Linked DNA regions of Homo sapiens: regions 2 and 3 are each linked to region 1. A link is a contact called in ENCODE Hi-C or POLR2A ChIA-PET data. All regions are on one chromosome and are shown on one strand. The core of a region is the stretch at or near the end of the contact, and the rest is flanking DNA. Distances in the headings are between cores, read along the strand shown.

Region 1 (3,113 bases), core at 211-2,710:
ACAGTTCTGGCTCCACAAGTCACTGGCAGTGTGAGCTTGGTCAGATTCCTTAACTTCTGCGCCTGTATTTCATCATCTGTACTAGAGATAATACTGTAGTACCTGTTGTATAAGGTGGCTATGAGGAATAAGTGAGTTACGAAAATAAAATGCTTAGCAGAGTCCTTGACACACGGTAAGCATTTGCTACTATTCATGTTAACACTACTATAAAGGGTTTCTAATATCTATGCAATTCCTAAGATAGTATTTAAATGTTAAACCACCCATGCTTATTTTTGAAGTCAAAATGAAGTAAATTAACGTTACCTGAAAACTCCACAATACCTTTGATAACTGATGACACCAGAGGTGGCACTTCTCTAAAATTCCCACCAAAATGTAACTTTCAGCACAGGGTGGAGGAATCCTTTGTATCGGGACAGACCTGGGGATCCAGCCTAAGCTGTGACAGAGTTAAATTTTCCTTGAAATATCACTCTATCTTAAAATTCACATGAATCTTTCATTCTACCATGAAATACATGTTTAACAGAATACTTTAAAACACCAGCTCCACAGGACTTCCTAGCTCTCTTGCTAGTGAATGAATGGGATGCTGTTGTATGAAACCCACTGACTTTGGAAAAGCCGCTACTGGAGAGCTTTCACTGCACATCAGCATCCAAAAAGTTTCTCTTCTGTCTTGGCACCACTGTATTTTCAGAACCCAGCTTAACACAAATACAAAGATACAAACAGCAAGCCATTCTGCCCTCCTTTTAGAGGGCCTGTGGAAGTGGTGCCCCAGGGAAACATCCTCAGGCCACTAAGCGTGGAAGGCCAGATGTGCACCTCCTGGCAGGTCTCTCCCTCTCCCAGTGAGGTGTGCACGTGAGGTCCACTTCCGTAAAGGATGCCCTTAGTCAACCACAAACGCTATTAACTCCCATTTAGATGAACAATCTCAATTCACAGTTCCCACAATCCTCTTCAACTAATTTCCAAATTTCCCTCATGTGTGGTGAACCGTTTGCCCTGCAGTTGATTGTGGGGCCTTGAATAAGTATCTGCTCAATAAGCAGATTTTGGAAGCTAGTGTATCACTAAGTGAACATGAATCTATTCATCAATAAGACACCCCTTTCTATTATTTTTCTTTCGACTAAGATAATTTAACCCTGAGTCGAAAACTCTGATCAGTAATTTTCCCTAGCTGAGCAAACTTTCAAATACACTTCCCGTTTCACTACAAACTGGTTCAAAAGGAGAAACGGCGCTACCGTGCTCTTTATTTGATTTAGGGCTTTTATGTTTTTTGTTTTAAAGACAATTTACCACTTTAACCGCTCTCCTGAAGGAACTGGGCACAGTTAAGCGACACCTCTTTCTGGTAAGATGCTCCTGACACATGTCCCCCGTGGTCCCTGAACCACTCAAGGCTCACAGTGAGTGATGTCACCCACCGCACCTGTGGTTCCACCTGTCAGATTTGCACCCCCATTCTCTGCACATATGTTCAATGCTGCATTTGCTAAAAAGCATCTTGCTGAAAATTTCCTTACTAGCTATTACAACATCAAGTACTAAGAACTTTTTAGTATTTTCCGAAATTATGGACACTGGGGAGAGAGTATGAGGAGAAACATATATGCACAGAAGTGTACATTTAAATCAGTCAAGAATAAATAATTTGGAAAAACAGTTTCTCAATGATTTGAGTATGTCTTCTGAGCTCACAAAAATCTGTAACTCGATGACAACATTCAATAAGAAGCAGGGTTCTTTTGGGAAGGGGACTTTTTAAATTTTGCTTCCCACTCTGTCTCAAAACAATCTGGCCATACCTATAATAAAGGAGAAAATGTGGGCTGGGCACGATGGCTCCTGCCTGTAATCTCAGTACTTTGGGAGGCCGAGGCGGGCAGATCACCTGAGGTCAGGAGTTCGAGACCAGCCTGACCAACATGGTGAAACCCGTCCCTACTAAAAACACACAAAAAAAATTAGCCGGGCATGGTGGTGGGCGCCTTTAATCCTAGCTACTTGGGAGGCTGACGCAGGAGAATTGCTTGAAAACCAACCAGAAGGCGGGGGTTGCAGTGAGCTGAGATCGTGCCATTGCACTCCAGCCTAGGAGACAACAGCGAAACCCCAACCAAAAAAAAAAAAGGAGAAAATGTGGTAAAACCTGTAGCATCAGCTTCACTTATGATTCCGAAACAGCAGTAAGCCTCTAGACATTTACATTTGCTCGTATTTTTTCTGAGACGGAGTCTCGCTCTGTCCGCCCAGGCTGGAATGTAGTGGCGTGATCTCGGCTCGCCACAACCTCCGCCTCCCGGGTTCAAGCGATTCTCCTGCCTCAGCCTCCTGAGTAGCTGGGATTACAGGCATGCACCACCATGCCTGGCTAATTTTGTATTTTTAGTAGAGACGGGGTTTCTACATGTTGGTCAGGCTGGTCTCGAACTCCTGACCTCAGGTGATCCGCTCGCCTTGGCCTCCCAAAGTGCTGGGATTACAGGCGTACCGCGCCCGGCCCACTGGTATTTTTTATAGTAATGCCCCTAGTCAAGATGCACCTTTCTTTGTAGTTACAAAATTTTCTAGTCAATTTCCCTCATGGTCTGTACAATTTGTATTTATTTGTCACCCTAAGAGTGGTGGGTTTTGGAGGTTATTGCTAAGGGGCAGAGACACAAAAGCATCAACAATAACTTAAACCCATATTTTACTTATTTATTTTTGACACAGGGTTTCACTCTGTCACTCAGGCTGGAGTGAAATGGTGCCACCTCGGCTCACTGCAACATCTCCCTCCCTCTAGGGCTCAAGCGATCCCCCCACCTCAGCCTCCCAAGTAGCTGGGACCACAGGTGTGGGCCACCACACCTGGCTAATCTTTTCATTTTTTGTACAGATGGGGTTTCACTACGTTGCCCAGGCTGGTCTCGAACTCGTAAGCTCAAGCAATCCGGCCACCTCGGCCTTCTAAGTATTCAAATTACAGACGTGAGCCACCACGCCTGGCAAAACCCATACCTTAAGCAGGCATAAAGAATATCCTGCATGTTAAGATTGCTACTGATTTCTGTCACCACCCTAGCTGTGGCTGGGACAATACCATAGTC
Region 2 (3,113 bases), core at 444-2,943, 200 kb before region 1:
CAGGCATTGGCAGGAACTACTGGGGGGATGTCACCCAACAAATTCCACCTTCACCTTAAAAAGTAACTGTCCAGCTGGTCCTTGCCTTCCTGTCCAGACCCGGAGCAGTGGGGCCCATGCACCTGGCACCTGACTTGCTGCAGGGAACCACAACAGCGTGTTCCTGTTCTAGGAACTGGGAGAGGGGTGAAGGGTGGCTGTGGGCCCAGCTGGAATGCTGGCCTCAGTGGAGGAGGTGCAGAAATGCCTGGGCAAGGCCAGGGGCAGACCCTCCCATCAGCGGGGAAAGGCCCTTGGCAGGTGGCACCAGAGGGGGCCACATGGTAGTGTGCCCAAACAGGGGCCCAATAAAGTCTTTACTTCCCTAGCTCTCTTTCTTGAGAATACTTCCCTCTGTGTCATAATTGGAATGTGTGAGTCATGCTCTCAATCTCCGAAAACTCAGTGCTCTTGGTTTGTCTGAGTCCGCAGCAGGTGCTGCGGGGGAGGCTGCGGGAAGCTGAGGACTTGCAGCCACTGAGGCCAGAGCTTCCCTGGACAGCACCGAGGCATGAACGGCATTGCACCGAAGACAGGGCTGGGTGGGGAGAGGTATGGCTACAGAACACACCTGTTAACTACCGGTAGCTTTCTGGGGGCAGAATCTGTCTGTCTCAAGCCCCCCAGGATTGCAGCCACCTCTCCCATCGCAGTCCCGCCACTGCTTCTGCTGCCAGGCAGGGCCTGGAGATATGGCTCTTGGCCACCTTTAGTACACAAGGTGCAGGCAGGCCCTGATAATGAAGAGAATTAAGACAGTTTCTCTCCCACAGACACTCACAGCCTAGACGAGGAGATGAACCATCAACAAATAATTTAACAAAGATTTGGGAACAGAGTGGCAGAAGCTATTCCTCTGCCCAGGAACAAAGAATCATTCCTTTCTGTTTCCATGTGGGCTCCTGACACAGATACTCAACAAGCAGAGCCAACATGATTGATCTTACGCCCTGATTATGTGGCAAACATGTTTGCATTTTACGATTGTTCATTTTAATTCGTATTATCAGGTTTTGCTACCATGGCAGAACATAACGGTCTTAAACCCTGCATGTTAATCCCAGTTATCCAAGACTTCCCATGATACACTATAAAAATGTCTTTTTACCCCGCACATGCTTATGTCACTATCTTATATCTTATACAATGTGCCTTTCATTTCTAAAAGCAATTCATTCACATAAATGTTCCTGCAGATTGTTAAAGCCTTAGACTCTGGGACCAGGCATAATTGGAGAACGAATCAGATGTATGTTTCAAAGAAACAACCCCAACACATATCCAAACGACATTTAAGATTTCTTCCTATTTCACAGGAGATGACTTACGAGTGAACACTCACCCTTTTTTGGTATGTTAGTCTCATATTACCTTTTGCTATTAAACCAGGCATGGGTACACTTTCCAGGGCTGAGCTTTATTGCACATGAGCCCTGTGACTCAACTTTGCCATAACCAGGTATTTTGGGGGCTTTTAAAAGTATGAAGACATTGCTAAGATTAGTAAAAACAGAACCTTCAAAGTCATGAACACTGAAAGTACAGAAATAAATCATTTTAGCTTTTGATGGTTTGATGAAACTTTCTATTCACTGGCTTCCTAATTCATAAGCATCAAAGTAAAGGAAATTGTGGTGACATGATTTTGCAGTCATAATTTCTGAGCCTCAGAAATGCATTCAGCTGAATCGAATGTAGTATCTTTCTTTTAATTTGAAATGGGTAAAATACAGATCCACAGTTTAAGAATCAAATTCAGTTTAACAATTGGAAAGAACCTTTGAGAAACTGTGTTCCAAACACATTTTACAGGTGAATACTATCAGAATACAACCGGTTGAGGACCAGGCAGGCCCCTTAACTTCCCCAGGGCTCAGCTTCCTGATCTGTAAAGTTAGGGGCTGGGCTGTATGAACCCCTAAATCCCGTTTCACCTCAAACGTATTTCAGGATTCTAGTAAAAAGGTGCTGAATGAACGAAGCTAATCCCGAGAGAGACTTGGATTTGCCTGAGATCATGCAGTTAGTCAGGGACAGACACACATCCTCTGACTCCCGGCCATTGCTCTTTATAGAGAACAGGTTTAGAGTAAAGATCTTGAATTAAAAAAAAAATTACACAGAGATTAATGAACAGAACACCTTATAAAAAAAAAACAACACACAACTCTATATGAAAACCAAGTCACGCAAACTTCTGAGCAATATGTTTCAGTAACCTGCACTTTTAAATCATAGACTGGCAGCTATGATTTAAGCACCCTTAGACATCCAGCTTGTGTCCCTGGCATGACCAGGTATGCACTGGAGGAATGTCAGCCAGTGTACTGGCTTCTTCTGTTACATCATGAACTTCTCCAAAATGGAGAGACAACAATTCATTATACCATGATCTCTCATTATAGATTGAATTGTATCCCCCAAAACGACATGTTGAGGCCCTGACCTCCACTACTGTATCTGTGAAGGGGACCTTATTTGGAAATAGGGTCTTTGTGATGTAATCAAATTAAGATGAAGTCATTGGGGGGTGGGGGTGCTAATCCAGTATGACTGATGTCATTATAAGAAGAGGGAAATTTGGACACAGGGAGAAGACGGCCACATGAAGATTGAGGCAGAGATTGGAGTGATGCTGCCACAAACTAGGGAATGCCCGGGGCTACCAGAAGCTGCAACAGACGAAAAAAGGGTCCTCCCCTAGAGCCCTCAGAAAGAGCATGGTCCTGCCAACACCTTGATTTTAGACTGTTAGCCTTTAGAACTGTAACACAATGAAATCGTGCTGTTTTAAGCCACACAGCGTGATACCTTGTTATAGCAGCTCCAGCAAACAAATACACCTCTCATGTCTCTGTTGGGTTGACTGGGCTCACTGGAGTCCTTCTCACTCAGGGTACTGCAGAGAGTGGCTGGAGCTGGCATCACCTGAAGGCTCAACAGGGCTGCATCCAAGATGATGCACTCACATGGCTGCAGTTGATGCCGTCACTGGCTGGGGGCTCAGCTAGGGTGTGGACCAGCTCATGGCCTCTCTGTGGTGTGGAATTATCAAAGCATGGCAGTGTCACTCC
Region 3 (3,113 bases), core at 361-2,860, 150 kb after region 1:
TGTAAGAGAGGGTGCTCCTGACTGAAATTGGCCAGAAGCCCCTCTCAGGTTTTTTTCCACAAAAATAAACCTATCTTTGACTGTTAAGCACGTTTCATGTTTCTTTCCTTTTTCTTTAACTCTTATGGTACAGAGGGTTGCTACTTGCCTCATCCCCACTTTTTCCTATTATTAAGCTTATGTTAATATGGTGCATTTGTCACAACTGACGAACATTGATATATTATTATTAACTAAAGCCCATACTTTATTCAGATTTCCTAATGTCCTTTCTCTGTTCCAAGATCCCATCCAAGTTACTGCATTATAAATAGTAGTCACTGCCTGGGTGCAGTGGCTTACACCTGTAATCCCAGCACTTTGGGAGGTCAAGATGGGCGGAACACCTAAGGTCAAGAGTTTGAGACCAGCCTGGCCAACATGGTGAAACCCTGTCTTTACTAAAAATACAAAAAATTAGCTGGATGTGGTGGTACATGCCTGTAATCCCCACTACTTCGGAGGCTGAGGCAGGAGAATTACTTGAACCTGGAAGGTGGAGGTTGCACTGAGCTGAGATCATGCCACTGCACTCTAACCTGGGTGGCAAGCGAGCTCTGTCTAAAAAAAAAAAAAAAAAAATAGTAGTCACTAACATTCTTTTCTCAAATACCTATAAATATCCATTTCCTCAAATGTTCCTTGAGCCAGTTTTGCCATCTTGCTAGTTCTCTTATTAATGGGTAGAAAAAAAATTTTTTGACATGCATTCATTCTCTACCTTATACATAAATTACATTTTTAACCTTTTGAAAAGTTAACTTTGGTGCCTTCTTATAAGAAAGGGAGGCATGAGGCCTATGGTTATGCATCGTGACTCTATTGTGACTTTTCCAGCATAATCCAGGCTGCAGGAGAAAGACAGCGTTGTGGAGTGAAATCCAGTTTCTCTTTCTTGCAGAAAAATGCAGCTGACCAGGTTGTAGTCAAGAACTAAGCTCACCTAACTGAATAGGAATGTCTGATTGTCAAAAGTCAATAACAACAGATGATTTAAGTCTTCTTAATGTCTTCACATACATTCTAGATGTATACAAAACCATTCTATTTATGATAAAAAATATGTAATTAAAAATTATATCTCAAAAAGCTTTCTAGGAACATTTTCAAGGCTCAGGTTTTCAAACCATGAAGCACCAGTAATTAGGAGGAAGAGTTAAAGGTTTATTTTAAAACTGCAGGGGAAACCAGAGTGATAACAATCTATGATTAATCTGTGATTAATAACGGTTGAAAATTTGTTAGAAGGTACCTGAACATATTTTGACATTTGTATTTCTTTAATGTTTTCTGTAAAGGAAATGTTGTTTATTATTGGTAAAGCAAAATTTGTTTCTGTTAATTTTGGACTGCTAATTTTTTTCTAAAAAATATAATTGAATGCCATTATGGCCTCTCCCGTACTGTTATCCACCTCTGAGAAAGCTTAACAATTTAGATCATGAAGTCCATAGGAAGAGAATATTGTTCCATTGTTGGCAACCATCAGCATTTCATAAATAGCTCCAAAACTGAAACTGCCTTTGCAAAATTATGACTCAGACAGTGAAAGAGATCTAACTTAATCGACTTCCTCTTGCTTCTAACCTCCAAGCTGTCCTTGTTTGTTCCTGGGCAAAGGCTGAACTAACTTTAGGAGAAACTTAGTTTGTAGTTTAAGACAAAGATGATAACAGCCCTTTCCCAAAGCAGATCTCCTTCTTGCCTGGGGACTAGATTGCCTTTGTAGAACTAACATTAGCCACAAGATTAGAAATTATGGTTTAGGAGTCATGCAGCTGGAGACTACAAGATTCTGACCCTCCCTAAGCTGCTCCTAAGATCAGTGCTTGAGATATTCTGCAGACCCGGCACTTGATGGATCAGCTGGCACCACCAAGATTGGTAAACTGACTCATCTGATCTTGTGGCCCCACCTGGAAACTGACTCAGCACAAGAAGAGAGCTTCGACTCCCTGTGATTTCATCCCTGGCCAATCAGCACTCCTGGCTCACTGGCTTCCTCCCACCCACCAAGTTGTCCTTAAAAACTCTGCTCCCCGAATGCTTGGGGAGACTGATTTGTCTTTTCTGACTGTGTTTTTTGCTTTTTAACATGCCTCGTAATTTTTTTGATGATACCCAGTTATGATGTATCAGGTACAAGGAACTGAGGTAGGAACTGGGACTTTCAGTTTTATGAAACTCTGGCTAGAAAGTGGCTGTTTGCTGTTTGCTTCTAGTTGGACATGTCAGAGGTTAAAATAATCTCTGATACTCTTATTTTTGTCTCTCCTATTGTCTTTGGGTTTCCTCTGGGACTTTTTCCTAAATAGGGTCTGAGGCTTGTAATTCTTTCAGCTGTAATCTCCTGCTGATGTGATGGGAAGGTGTCGGGGAGGGGAGGTGTTCTATCCCTTTAGGATTAGGCCTTGGCCTTTTAGTGAGCCTGTGCCCCCGGGTTGTCTTCTCAGCACCCCTTTGCCCTCCCTCTCCCCTTCAGGCAAGACAGGAAGGTGAGATGGGGCTGGAGTTGGGTATTTCCCTTCCCTCAGGTTGATTAGACTCTGGTAAAACCCAAAGGGGCTGGGCTCTGGTAAGGTAGTTTTCCTTGAGGGCAGGGTTTTGTTAAGGAGAACAGAATCTCTTGGGCATACAGTTGATTCTTGCTTAGGGGCACTGACACCCCCCTTCCCCCTGCACAGTCAAAAATTCAAGCATAAGTTTTGACTCCTCCACAACTTAACTACTAATAGCTTACTGTTGACTGGAAGCCTGAAGGATAACATAAACAGTTGATTAACAAATATTTTGTACATTATATGTATTATATGCTATATTCTTACAATAAAGTAAGATAGAGATGATAAAATATTAAGAAAATCACTGCTGGGTACAGTGGCTGACACCTGTGATCCCAGCACTTTGGGGGGCCAAGGCAGGTAGATTGCTAGATCCCAGGAGTTCAAGACCAGCTTGGGCAACATGGTGAAACCCTATCTCTGCAAAAAATACAAAAATTAGCTGTATGTGATGGTGTGTGCCTGTAGTCTCAGCTACTCAGGAGGCTGAGGCAGGAGGATTGATTGAGGCTG

What was found. Hi-C counts contacts between places; a loop is a spot of excess contacts on that map. ChIA-PET counts read pairs that join two places held with the same protein, here RNA polymerase II (POLR2A). Pooled maps may share reads with other maps.
Region 2: a pooled map shows a loop between it and region 1 (2.1-fold over the local background). The contact joins two enhancer-like sites. A Hi-C loop is called at or near these places in 6 of 50 pooled maps. POLR2A ChIA-PET finds 5 or more read pairs at or near these places in 6 of 52 experiments (A549, HEK293, IMR-90 and 2 more).
Region 3: a loop to region 1 is called in a map of SK-MEL-5, with 4 times the contacts of the local background. The contact joins two enhancer-like sites. A Hi-C loop is called at or near these places in 6 of 168 maps with a recorded cell type or tissue (CD4-positive, alpha-beta memory T cell, GM12878, IMR-90 and 3 more), 2 of 37 single-sample maps with no recorded cell type and 12 of 50 pooled maps. POLR2A ChIA-PET finds 5 or more read pairs at or near these places in 8 of 52 experiments (GM12878, MCF 10A, T-cell and 3 more).

Annotation. Positions count from the first base shown.
Region 1 is chr7:148,709,703-148,712,815 of GRCh38, reverse strand. All of the region lies in intron 1 of CUL1 (cullin 1), which reads right to left. Among named protein-coding and RNA genes, the nearest start is that of CUL1, 12 kb to the right of the region's middle. Within about 2 kb of position 1,460, at least 2 of the 41 ENCODE cell types and tissues checked have a DNase peak (open chromatin) inside an H3K27ac peak, as active enhancers do.
Region 2 is chr7:148,911,776-148,914,888 of GRCh38, reverse strand. No RefSeq gene overlaps it. Among named protein-coding and RNA genes, the nearest start is that of EZH2, 29 kb to the right of the region's middle. Within about 2 kb of position 1,693, at least 4 of the 41 ENCODE cell types and tissues checked have a DNase peak (open chromatin) inside an H3K27ac peak, as active enhancers do.
Region 3 is chr7:148,563,233-148,566,345 of GRCh38, reverse strand. All of the region lies in intron 2 of LOC124901766 (a long non-coding RNA gene), which reads left to right. Among named protein-coding and RNA genes, the nearest start is that of C7orf33, 26 kb to the left of the region's middle. RefSeq lists an enhancer at 1,813-1,952. Within about 2 kb of position 1,610, at least 3 of the 41 ENCODE cell types and tissues checked have a DNase peak (open chromatin) inside an H3K27ac peak, as active enhancers do.